Linked DNA regions of Homo sapiens: regions 1 and 2 are each linked to region 3. The links are chromatin contacts, found by Hi-C or POLR2A ChIA-PET in ENCODE. All regions are on one chromosome and are shown on one strand. The core of a region is the stretch at or near the end of the contact, and the rest is flanking DNA. Distances in the headings are between cores, read along the strand shown. Region 1 holds the start of DGKD (diacylglycerol kinase delta). Region 2 overlaps GIGYF2 (GRB10 interacting GYF protein 2). Region 3 overlaps INPP5D (inositol polyphosphate-5-phosphatase D).

The links. A loop is a pair of places that touch in the nucleus more often than their neighbours do. ChIA-PET counts read pairs that join two places held with the same protein, here RNA polymerase II (POLR2A). Pooled maps may share reads with other maps.
Region 1: a map of B cell shows a loop between it and region 3 (2.1-fold over the local background). The contact joins the promoter of DGKD here to the enhancer-like site in region 3. A Hi-C loop is called at or near these places in 1 of 168 maps with a recorded cell type or tissue (B cell), 1 of 37 single-sample maps with no recorded cell type and 4 of 50 pooled maps. POLR2A ChIA-PET finds 5 or more read pairs at or near these places in 1 of 52 experiments (GM12878).
Region 2: a pooled map shows a loop between it and region 3 (4-fold over the local background). The contact joins two enhancer-like sites. A Hi-C loop is called at or near these places in 2 of 50 pooled maps. POLR2A ChIA-PET finds 5 or more read pairs at or near these places in 2 of 52 experiments (HCT116 and HEK293).

The regions. Positions count from the first base shown.
Region 1 is chr2:233,352,981-233,356,768 of GRCh38, reverse strand. DGKD (diacylglycerol kinase delta) reads right to left here and starts at 2,275. Exons shown (of 30, transcript NM_152879.3): 1 at 2,095-2,275. The coding sequence starts at 2,250. RefSeq lists a silencer at 2,086-2,325 and enhancers at 2,576-2,625, 2,766-2,825.
Region 2 is chr2:232,852,361-232,855,994 of GRCh38, reverse strand. All of the region lies in intron 28 of GIGYF2 (GRB10 interacting GYF protein 2), which reads right to left. Among named protein-coding and RNA genes, the nearest start is that of SNORC, 16 kb to the left of the region's middle. Within about 2 kb of position 1,719, at least 5 of the 41 ENCODE cell types and tissues checked have a DNase peak (open chromatin) inside an H3K27ac peak, as active enhancers do.
Region 3 is chr2:233,098,760-233,102,876 of GRCh38, reverse strand. The region is part of intron 2 of INPP5D (inositol polyphosphate-5-phosphatase D); the gene reads right to left. Among named protein-coding and RNA genes, the nearest start is that of INPP5D, 40 kb to the right of the region's middle. Within about 2 kb of position 2,401, at least 7 of the 41 ENCODE cell types and tissues checked have a DNase peak (open chromatin) inside an H3K27ac peak, as active enhancers do; they include B cell and GM12878, where a contact is called at or near this core.

The DNA of each region.
Region 1 (3,788 bases), core at 1,026-3,525, 250 kb before region 3:
AACAACTCAGAAGAAAAATCAGCCTTAAGCTATCTGTACAGCAGATGTGACTGTATTCAGAAACTCTAAGTCCTCGGGGTGTATTTTTAACAGTCTACCCATCACTCCTCCTCAACCAGAACAGCTGGTATAGCAGCTATTGTTTTAGGAGAAAAAAGAAGGAAAGCAAAAACACCTCCTAACCAACAAAATTCTAAACACTGGAATCTCCCAGGAATCAAATCTCTCTCAACACAATCTTGATCTTAATCAACCTTGTAAATCACATGATCTACCCCACACTGGTCAGTACCTTGCCTGGGCAACAGGAGAAAGCAACTCCTATCAGTATCATTTAGGGCTATGTGGAGATCTTCCCAAAAGCACATCTGATCCATCACCCCCATACTTTGAACAATCCTCTGTGGCCACCTCTTGCCCAAGGCCAAAAAGCAAACCCCTCAAAGGACCACCCCTTCGAAATTCAGCCCTAACCAACCCTTCCAACTAATAAGTCTAATCAACGTGATCCACCTCTGGCCCAACTTCTGATCATTTCGCAGTTGTGCCTAAAGCTCTAGACGCAAGGTTCAAATATGTAGAAGGCCATTTCTTACCCACTTAGCCTGGTGAATTCTTTATCCCTCAAGATCTCACCTTAAAGGAAACCACTCCTGCCTCCCCAGGGCAGGTCTCTGCCCCGAGTTTCCGCGGCACTTACAATGTTGTCATGTCAGGTGCACAGGCGTCCATCTCCCAACTAGACTGAGAATCCCTAGGTGTAGAAACTGCCTTCCATCTTACGGTCCTGACCATGGTTCCAACACACATCCACATTTACGACCTGTGACACCCTGGGCAAGTCATTTAACCTTGATTCTATTTCTATTCCAATTCCAAAAGACGGAGATGATAGCATCCAACTTATTGGGTTCTCACCAGTACTAATAAACTAACCATGTCAAGTGCTGTAAAGCTAACCCAAGAAAGTGCCTGGCACATAGAAGGCTTATTAAAGAATTGTTATTTGCTATTGCTATCATTATCATCACTACTGCTACTGTTATACCCGGAACAAAGCAGGTGTTCGGTACCTATTTGCTGAATAACTGGAGCACTTCACAACAAACCTGTTTGTAACATGTTAGGACCTCAGGTTCCCCCATCGCAGGTATCAAAGGCTGACAGAAGAGAAGGCTCCCACGGTGAAGGGAACGGCTGAACCTAATCCGCCCCGGAGGAAAAGCGCACTGCAGCAGGAGGAGAAAGTCCGTGCCAACCGGATCTGCCAGAGCTGCCCCAGGGACCCAGCCTGCTCGCAGCCACCTGTCCAGCCACCTGCCTGAGGAAGCAGTGTTCTAACCGGGCGGGCTCACCTGGAGCAAAAACCGTAAGCTGTTTTCAATAGGAAGCACAATGGGAAAACAAACGGTGCAACTTTCCTCCTGCAAAAAGGACGTGCGTCTTTATCTAACATTTAGCGTCAGGAGTTCTCCGTGGAGAGTTGGGTGCCAAGCGGGTGCGCGGTCCCGGCTTTGCTGAGAGAGACGGTCACTGAACGCGCATCCCTTCCTTCCCTTTTGGGATGAAGGGGTGAAGGGGTGATCCCTCGCACCCGGGTCCGAGCGGACTTCTGAGGGCACCACAGGGAAGTCTGCAGGGCACTCGCGGGACACCACCCGACCGCTCCTGAGAAACGTGCAGAACCGGGGTTTGGGGACCGCGGACGCCCGCGGGGCGCAGCCGGGAGCCCCCGCGTGGGACCCGCTCGGTGGCACGAGCGCAGTCCCCTGCATCTAGGCCTCAGTTTCCTCCGGGTCCTCGCGGCCCAACTCGGCGCGCGCCCCCCGCCCAGCGCGCGGCGCCCGGGGCGCCCACCTGCGCGCCCCCCGCCCGGCCCCACAGCCGCCCGCCGTCCGTCGGGGGCCGCGCGCTCCGCCCGGGGCGCCGGCCCGTTACAGCGGCGGGGCACGCTCGACAGGGGCGGTGACGCCCGCGGGACCCCGGGCCGGGCCGAGCCGGGCCTGGGCGGCCGCTCGGGCAGGGCCACGGGCCTCGGCCGGGGCTGCCGCGGCGTGAGGGGCGCGCGCCCGGGCCGCCGCGCCGCGGGCTCACCTTCTGTCGGATCTGACCCGACGTGGACACCTTGCGGATGAGCTTCTGTGGGGAGCCGGGCTCCGCCTCGGGCTCGCTGTCGGACGACTCCTCGGGCGGCGGCGGCGGAGGCGGTTGCGGGGGACCCGGCGGAGGGGCGCCCGCCGCCGCCGCCATGCTGCCGGGCCAGCGCGCGCACCGCGGGCGGGGGCGGGGCGGGGCCGGCGGGAGGGGCGGGGCCGAGGGCGGGCCGGGCCGGGGGCGGTGGGGGCGGCCTCCCGCCTCTCCCCGCCGCGCCCCCTGCCGGCCATGCGCGCAGCTGCAGACGGCGCCGCGCGGCCCCTCCCCGCCCCCACCTGAAGCGTCCCGGGCCCCCCGCCCACCTCTCCGGGCCGTGGCTTCTGTGTGTTATTTCTGGAACGCCGTTTGTGTTCTTGTTTCTATATTCACTTCTTAAAACATCTCTACTCTTCCGCATCAGAATGTAGGTAACCTCAGGCAGGCTGGGGCTGTGTCTGTCCTGCCCAGCCTTGTGTGGCCGAGTTTGGGGCGAGCTCGAATGCGCGCGCGCGTGCTGGAAAGAGACCCCGGTACTGGGACGGGCCTCGGGACGCCAGAGCTGGGATGCACCGCTCCATCTGGGAAGGCTTCCTGGAGAAAACGGTTCTTAAGGAGAGATGGAAAATGTGAGCAGGAGTTGTGACTAGAGAGGGAACCATGTTCTAGGCAGAGACCAGATTTGTGCAAAGGCCTGGAGGCAAGAAAGAACGAGTGTTGGGCGAAGACGGGGGAAGAAAGGGAAGCTGGTGCTTAGAGCAAGGAAAATGGCATTAAGATATGAGCCTCGGGGCGGGCAGGTCGAAGCGGGCTTTGGAAACCAGATAAGGGGATGGAAGGCAGCAGGAAGCCCTTGAGGGATTTAACCCTGGGCGGGGCTGGGTCACCACGCTGGGGCCTGTGATCCGGGCTTTGAAGTTATCAGGGCAGGTGGACGCCCTGGATTACCGAGGGGCTGAGAGATAGAGACGTGGACTGAGATCCAGGTGGGGAGTGACCAGCGACTGGAGGGAGACAGAGGTGACCAGAACGAGTCCCATGTTTCCCAGGGGGGCTGCTGGATGGTGGGCGGGTGGGGTCCAGCGCTGCTCTGGGCAGAAGAGGAGGAAGCGAAGCTGGAGATGAGATCAGCTAAGTTTTTGGTGCCATCCAGGTGGAGCAGGGCTTGGTGCCACCCAGAGGAAATGCTGTCCATCTGTCTGCCCTGCTCTGAGGGGCAAATCAGTAAGGGACTGCCCAGGTGTGCCCTCTCCCTGTCAAAGGGCTGCCGCTAGAGACCTCGCCTGCCAATAGGCATTCGCTGGCCGCGCCGCCCTGGGCAGTGACCTGGGGCTGCAGAGTGGCATCTGGCATGGGGACACGGCCAGGGGCATGGGCTCACGGCCAGGACAGAGGAGGACAAGGCCTAAGGCAGGAACAGTCCGGGACAGGCCGAAGGCCCCATGGTGCCCCAGGGTACTATAGCCACTAGCCACATGTGGCTACTTAAATTTCAATTAGTTAGAATTCAGCATTCCGTTCCTCAGCCACAGGAGCCACATTTCAGGGACTCAGTAGCCGCATGTGGCTTAGCAGCTGCCACGCTGGATAGCACAAATATAAAACACTTCCCCCGTCCCCCCAGAAAGTTCTGCAGCACAGTCGCATGCTGAACTGTG
Region 2 (3,634 bases), core at 470-2,969, 250 kb after region 3:
CGCGCCACTGCACTCCAGCCTGGGTGACAGAGCGAGACTCTGTCTCAAAAAAAAAACAAAACAAAAAAACCCCCTGCAAACCACTGCTTCAGAGAATCAGAGAAAAGAATGGGATGTGAGTGTGTATCAAGGACAGGCTGGGCTGGCCCTGGAGGAAAGTTCATGCAGGAGGTCTACCTTAAAAGAGATGGGGGTGGGCAGGGGGGTTACCATGGAGGGTTGTATACACTAAGTTCTTTGTAACTACTTGACCACATAACTTTGAAATCTGAGTGGGATTAATACCCCTTTAAACCTCAACCCACTTTAATGGGAATACTTCTTCCCACCAGTCAAAAACTTTATGAAAGTTCTGGCCCAGAGCTTTTGATACTCAGGGTAAGAGGCTCCATGGAAGACACACTATTAAGATCCTTAGAGTCCTCGCATATTCTCTTTCCCACAGTAGACAGAGCAAGAAGATTAAAGTACTCTAACTCGATCTACTGTAAATATATCTGCAAAGGAAAAGATTTCAGTTAGCAATGTTTGATTAACCAAAAGGGAATTTGGCTTAGAAAAAGCAGTACTAGCATACCCATTGAAGGCAATAAGCAGTACTCACAAACACAACTGACAGCTGAAAACCTAATGCTGGCTGGGCACACTGGAGGCCGAGGTGGGTGGATTACTTGAGGCCAGGAGTTAGAGACCAGACTGGCCAACATGGCAAAAACCTGTCGCTACTCAAAATACAAAACATTAGCTGGGCGTGGCGCTGCACGCCTGTAATCCCAGCTACTCGGGAAGCTGAGGCACAAGAATTGCTTGAACCCAGGAGGCAGAGATTTTAGTGAGCTGAGATAACATCACTGCACTCCAGCCTGGGCAACAGAGTGAGACCTTGTCTCAAAAAAAAAAAAAAAAAAAAAAAAGAAAGAAAAAGAAAAAAAGAAAACCTAATGCCGAATGCCCAATGGTCACATGTATGTAATTTTTCCAAAACTTCTATAATTGGAGGTTGATAAAAATGATGAACAATGCCTCTTTAAACTGAGTGACTCCCCAAAAATGTTCCAGTTCTTCTACCTTGAATAAAATCCCAAACTGTTTTAGTTATTTGAATACCAAAAAGTAAACAGGCAATGTCCTTATTCTAAAAGCAGTTCTGTTAATATTAGCTGGGTTTTCTGCAGCCTCTTGTTTTTTCATGTTCAAGTTTTCAAATAAATACACATTTGAAATGTAACAGTAATAAACAAAAATGCCTTACATAAAATACCTTAATTAACTGACTCAAAAATATCATGATTCAAAAAAATAAACATGCCTATTTATTAACCAAAAAAGCTGTGGTACCAACTGCTTACAAGACCAAATATAGGGAGAGGCTAGGATTCCAAACCCCATCCTGAGTTTGACCCCATCAACTGTGTTCCAATAACCCACAAGTCTTTTTCTTCCCCCTTGAAAATAGTGACAGCCTTAGTGTTTATATATATATACATATATATGTATTTTTAAAGACAAGGTCTCACTCTGTCGCCCAGGCTGGAGTGCAGTGGTGTGATCTTGGCTCACTGCAACTTCCACCTCCCAGGCTGAAGCGATCCTCCCACCTCAGCCTCCCCAGTAGCTGGGACTATAAGCGGGTGCCACCACACCCAAGTAATTCTTGTAATTTTTGTAGAGACAAGGTTTTGGCATGTAGCCCAGGCTGGTCCCCAACTCCTGGATTCAAGCAATCCGCCCACGCTGGCCTCCCAAAGTGCTGGGATTACAGTCATGAGTCACCGTGCCTGACCCTAATGTTTATGTTTTTAAAGTAACAGTTAATTAGGCAAGTACAAGAACCTAAAGGCCAGTCTATGAAATAAAATACTACTTTATTCTGAGGCAGATTTTTCATTGACTTCACGTGTATCTTAAGAACAGATAAAATGTGATAAAAGGCAATAATGAACTATATGCAAAAGAAGTGGAAGTGTAATTTAAAAGCTAAATTAATTTTACTCATGCAAAGACAGGAAGGGAAAAGTCTGTGGCCAAAAAAAGTTGATTAATATGTTAATTATCAGTCTAGGCTTTTAGCAAACAGACATATTCTCATTTAACTGTCATTTAAAAAACCAGCAAGGTATGCATTCATCCTTTGGCTGAATGCCATTCTTTATCAAATTCAGCCATTTGATGTAAGGGAAAGTTCTGGGTACTGTGAAACCCAAGGCAACACAAACACGGATTCAATCCACTATGCCTGGCTCTAAAGATGACATTCTGTGAGGTTCAGAGCATAGTCTCACTCACATGAGTTCTTTAAGATTTGTGAGGTTGTTCTTACAAGGAAAGTCTGGGGAGAAACTGTATTGTGTGTTTATCACATCTGAGTGCAGGTTGCTGATTCACAATGACCACCTGAAGAGCTCTAAAAAAAGAGGAAGCCAGCCGGGCACGGTGGCTCACCCTTATAATCCCAGCACTTTGGCAGGCCAAGGCGGGCAGATCACGAGGTCAGGAGATCAAGACCATCCGGGCCAACATGGTGAAACCCCATCTCTACTAAAATACAAAAAGTAGCTGGCGTGGTGGCACGCACCTGTAGTCCCAGCACTCGGGAGGCTGAGGCAGGGGAAATCACTTGAACCCGGGAGGTGGAGGAAGCCTACTGAAGATAGGAGATACTGGAGAATATTGATAATTAAAATGAGGCTGTGGCCCCCTCTGCTGGTTTGTTTTAGAAGCAAAATTCTCTTTCCATCAGTGACTGCTTTTTCAACGAAGACTTCCCATTTTCCCATTTTATGCATGGGGAATGTGTAGCTAATGGATAGTTATTAATTTTTTCTCAGTATACAAATTATATGAAATATGTAAATTAAAAAGTAATAAATGAAAATGAAATAAGTATAGGACAAAAATGAGCAATTATGAGAGGAATTTCCAGAGTGAGGTTTAGGTGAGCAGTAATTTTCATAACCTCAGTGAGTATCCTCAATACTTTGTTCAACGTTTGTTTTTCTTCCCCTTCAAGGTATATGGATTCCTTAAACTCTACTCCTAGGATGACCTATCTCCCACACCCTTATAGTGAGGTTTTTAAAGTCCCTTCCTTTCTTAGATCTATAAATAGAAGATGAGATCCAAGGGAATATTTAAGTCCAAACGGTCTGACCTCATTTTCAGAGCAACCTTTTCCCTAACAGCCTATCCTCAAGTCCCAAAGCTTCTTAGCTAGAACCCACAGTTAGAATTTAAGGAATGTTTTAAAATCTATTCACCAATTTCATCCAAATTGGAAAAAATTTCAGGCTGCTCCATCCATCCTTATCAACTTTTGAGACAAGCAGAGGAAAACAGAATTGCACCAGATCTACAAGTTCCCAAACCCAGCTTTCAGGCACCAATTCTTTGTTATTATTATTTTTAAATAATATTTTAAACATTATTATTTTAAATTATTATTTTTTTGAGACGGAGTCTCACTCTGTCGCACAGGCTGGAGTGCAGTGGCGTGATCTCAGCTCACTGCAACCTCCGCCTCCTAGGCTGCTCAAGTGATTCTCCTGCCTCAGCTTCCCGAGTAGCTGGGATTATAGGCACCCACCACCACGCCCAGCTAATTTTGTATTTTTACTAGAGACGAGGTTTCACCATG
Region 3 (4,117 bases), core at 1,152-3,651:
GTTTTTTGGTTGTTTTTTTTTTTTTTTGAGACGGAGTCTTGCTCTGTCGCCCAGGCTGGAGTGCAGTGGCGTGATCTGGGCTCACTGCAAGCTCCGCTTCCCGGGTTCATGCCATTCTCCTGCCTCAGCCTCCCGAGTAGCTGGGACTACAGGCGCCCGCCACCACGTCCAGCTAATTTTTTTTGCATTTTTAGTAGAGACGGGGTTTCACTGTGTTAGCCAGGATGGTCTCGATCTCCTGACCTTGTGATCTGCCCGCCTCGGCCTCTCAAAGTGCTGGGATTACAGGCGTGAGCCACCGAGGCGCTGTGGTTTTGATCACATAGCCTGACTATGAAAGACCGGTTCTTAGCTCTGCTGTGGCTTCTCTGATTTGAGCTGAATTAATTGCCAAAACATTCTGTGCCTCAGTTTCTTCCTCTCATTCTGGCCCATGGGGAAAATCACGAAATGTGAAACTTGGTGTGAGTGAAGCAGGCGAGGTGTGGGACACTAGGGAGAGGCGGGGACTGGGGCCCATGGGGGAAACACCCCTTCAAAGGCAGCAGCTTCCAGTTAGCTCCAGTTACAGCATCATGGGGTAACACAGGCCTTGGGTGCTAGAATTTTAAATTTTTCAGAAGGTAAAAGTCCAGATTCCTAGATGAAATCTCCGATTTTTTAATGTTTGTGACTAAGTTTTAAAACACCATGTCAGCTACGAATGTCAATCTTAGCTCCACGACCAACTGGTTGTGCGATCTAGAGTACAGTATCTAACTCTCTGAGACCAAACCAGTTTCCTTGGCCGTGAATGAAGATTTCAAGACCTACTTGCCCAAGTGGTTTAACGAACTAACAGAGCCCGGGGCGTGGCTCCCAGTCAGTGAGAGCCACGGTCATCATGCAGCACCTGCTCTGCTAACTGTGCTAATGGACCAGCAACTCCCATTTCTCAGATAAATAAACTGAAGCTCAGAAGAATGGGCAGTTTGACCCTGATCACACAGTCAAGGAAGCAGACCAGGCAGGTAGAAAAAACATCCTTCCCAAACCTGATCACAAGGAAGAGGTAAAACTGATTAACTTATAAATAAGTTAATATAATATAATGTAATTATAAATATAATATAAATAAATATAATTTATAATAAATAAATATATTTATATTATATATAATATATATTATTTATATAATATGCAATTACTACTTATATAATATGTAATATATAATATCTATTATATGTTATATATTTAATAATAATATAATATATAATTATATATTATAATTATTTAATAATTAATTGATTTTAATAATGTTATATGACATATATGTCATTATTAATTATAATATAATATATGATATATCATTATTAATTTATAAAATAACTTATAAATAAGAGTTTGGGGATTAAAAGAGCTCTAAATAAAAAGAAGTGATTATTAATCTGTCTGACTCCTAACAGGTGTGACAGGAGTCTCTAATAAAGACGTCTACAGTCCTAGAGGCAGGCAGACCTCGCCAGGACTTGGCAGATGTGAGCTGATAACACACATGCCCATGGGGTGCTGGCACTGGCTCCTACAGGCTCAAATCCCAGTTTTCCAGGAACCCCAAGAGCTGGTTGTGAATGCAGCCACTCTGGTGGGAGCTGTGGTTAGAGTGTCTCCACGGTAGAAATAGGCAAACACTACAAATCACGGGCTTGTTTTCTTCCCTGGAGAACTGGTTGTCCAAGGTTTACCATGGCATGTGGTCCAGTGACATTGACCCTTTTGGCAAAATCATCCCTTCAGTCCCCAGAGACCAGACCTCCTGATACACCCGCCTTCCCTTCTGCATGGCCCCCATCTCCAGAAAGCAAGTTTGGATCAGGAAGAAATGCAGTTAGCACAAGATGGTGAATGACTCGTTGGGGGCACACGGAGGGGATTACCGTTCAGTGAGGAACACTGAAAGATGGCAAAGGGCCAGACCACGACAGGAAGCTTCCGCCTTCTTTGAGGGGTAGGTGAGATTGTCTGAAACCAAGAAATGCCAGAAAGGGACAGTAACAGTGTTCTGGGTGGCAAGTGCAGTGACAAAAGTGAGCCCTCCAGCTCCCCAGTGGGGCCCACCCTGCCCTCTGGGGAAAGGAGGCTCTAACAGGAGCAGACAGGTCACACCTGCAAAGGAACTGAAAGTCACTGCTCTGAGGAACTGGGACCAAACCCCAAGGCAGAAAACAGGCTGTGACGACCCCAGCTTCCGTAGAACCAAGCCTCATCCCAGGGAAGAGAGAGAGCTCTGGGTGAGCGAGCTCAACCGGGGGTGCCCATGAGTCCATGGGGGATGCTGAGAGGAGAGAGCCAGGACACCTGAGGGCAGGCCAGGGGGAATTCTGATTGTCACCGGGAGTAACGTGGGCTGTTTTGGAGTTTACAGTGTAGTGAGCTTGACGTCCACCCCAGGCAAGAGGCTAGATGAGATTACTAACAGCATGATCTGTGAGGAGAGGCAAAGCAGGTGCTGGGCCTGGGAACCAGCAGGAGGTCACTGGGAACACACCAAGTCAACTAAACCTGTTTACCAGTGTGTGGTTGCTGGCCTCACAAGTTGGGTAATTAGTTGCGTCTGATGAATATCATAGCTCAGTGGCCTACAGCAGTCAGGCGGGTGATGTAAATGAGTGGAACAGGCTGCGAGTGAGGCGACAGGGCGAGGTGGGGATGGTGACACATCAAAGAGAACTGCCCCATTGAAAGGGAATGCTTCCACTCTGATATGGTTTGACTGTGTCCCCACCCAAATCTCATCTTGAATTGTAACTCCCACAATTCCCACGTGTCGTGGGAGGAACCCGGTGGGAGGTGATTGAATTATGGCGGCTCTGTTCTCGTGATAGTGAATGGGTCTCATGAGATCTGATGGCTTTAGAAATGGGAGTTTGACTGCACAAGCTCATTCTTCTCTTGTCTGCCACATGAGATGTGCCCTTCACCTTCCGCCATGATTGTAAGGCCTCCCCAGCCACGTGGAACTGTGAGTCCATTAAACCTCTTTCTTTTGTAAGTTGCCCAGTCTTAGGTATGTCTTTATCAGCTGCGTGAAAACAGACTAATACACGCCCCACCCCAGCTACATCACTGTGGAATAATCAAGGGTATCAGATCTTCAGATTTTTCAAGGAAAGCTGAAAATCCAGATTATTATGTAGAAATCTCTGAATTTTTAAAAATGCTTGTAACTGGTTCATAATTTTTAAAAATATGGGTTGGGTGAACAGAACACTAAATCCAACATAGGGGCCACCAGATTGTGATCTTTAATCTGATATCTATAGGTTTCCATAAAGCATTTTATGGGGTTCATTTGTGATTTTGTTGTTGTTGAAGAGCACAGGGAGAGAGATGGGCCTGGCTGAGGCCACACCAGTGTCAGTCCAGACATAGGCGTCTGTGCTGTTGGTTCCTCCTTTCATTCACATCAGCAATTCAGATAAGGATCCAGGAGGCAGGCCTTCCAATGTGGGGCTGCCATCCAGCTAGGAGGATGGCACACATGCCAGGTGCTAGAGCCAGGATGAAGCTGACCTCAATGGTCTGGAGTAACGGGCTGGTGTAGCCATGGGAAGTTTAGGACAAAACAATCTAAAGTTCCAAGTCTCGGCTGGGCACGGTGGCTCACACGTGTGATCCCAGCACTTTGGGAGGCCAAGGTGGGTGAATCACCTGAGGTCAGGAGTTCGAGACCAGCCTGGCCAACATAGCAAAACCTCGCCTCTACTATAAATACAAAAATTAGCCAGACATGGTGACGCACACTTATAATCCCAACTACTCCGGAGGCTGAGGCAGAAGAATTGCTTGAACAAGGAGGCGGACGTTGCAGTGAGCCAAGATCGCACCACTGCCCTCCAGCCTGGACGACAGAGTGAGACTCTGTCTCAAAAATAAATAAATAAATAAATAAATAAATAAAAATAAAGTTCCAAATCTAGCTTAGCAGGAGCACATGTGAAAAAGACGATGGCATTTTAGTCGATGGCAAATACATTGTGAAGCTGGATCGCTGAATGGGCGCCCCCTGGTGCCACTGTCTGTGAGACTGCACTCGTGGAGGGGCGCCCGGTGGGAGGGTCAGTCCACTCTGCAGGCC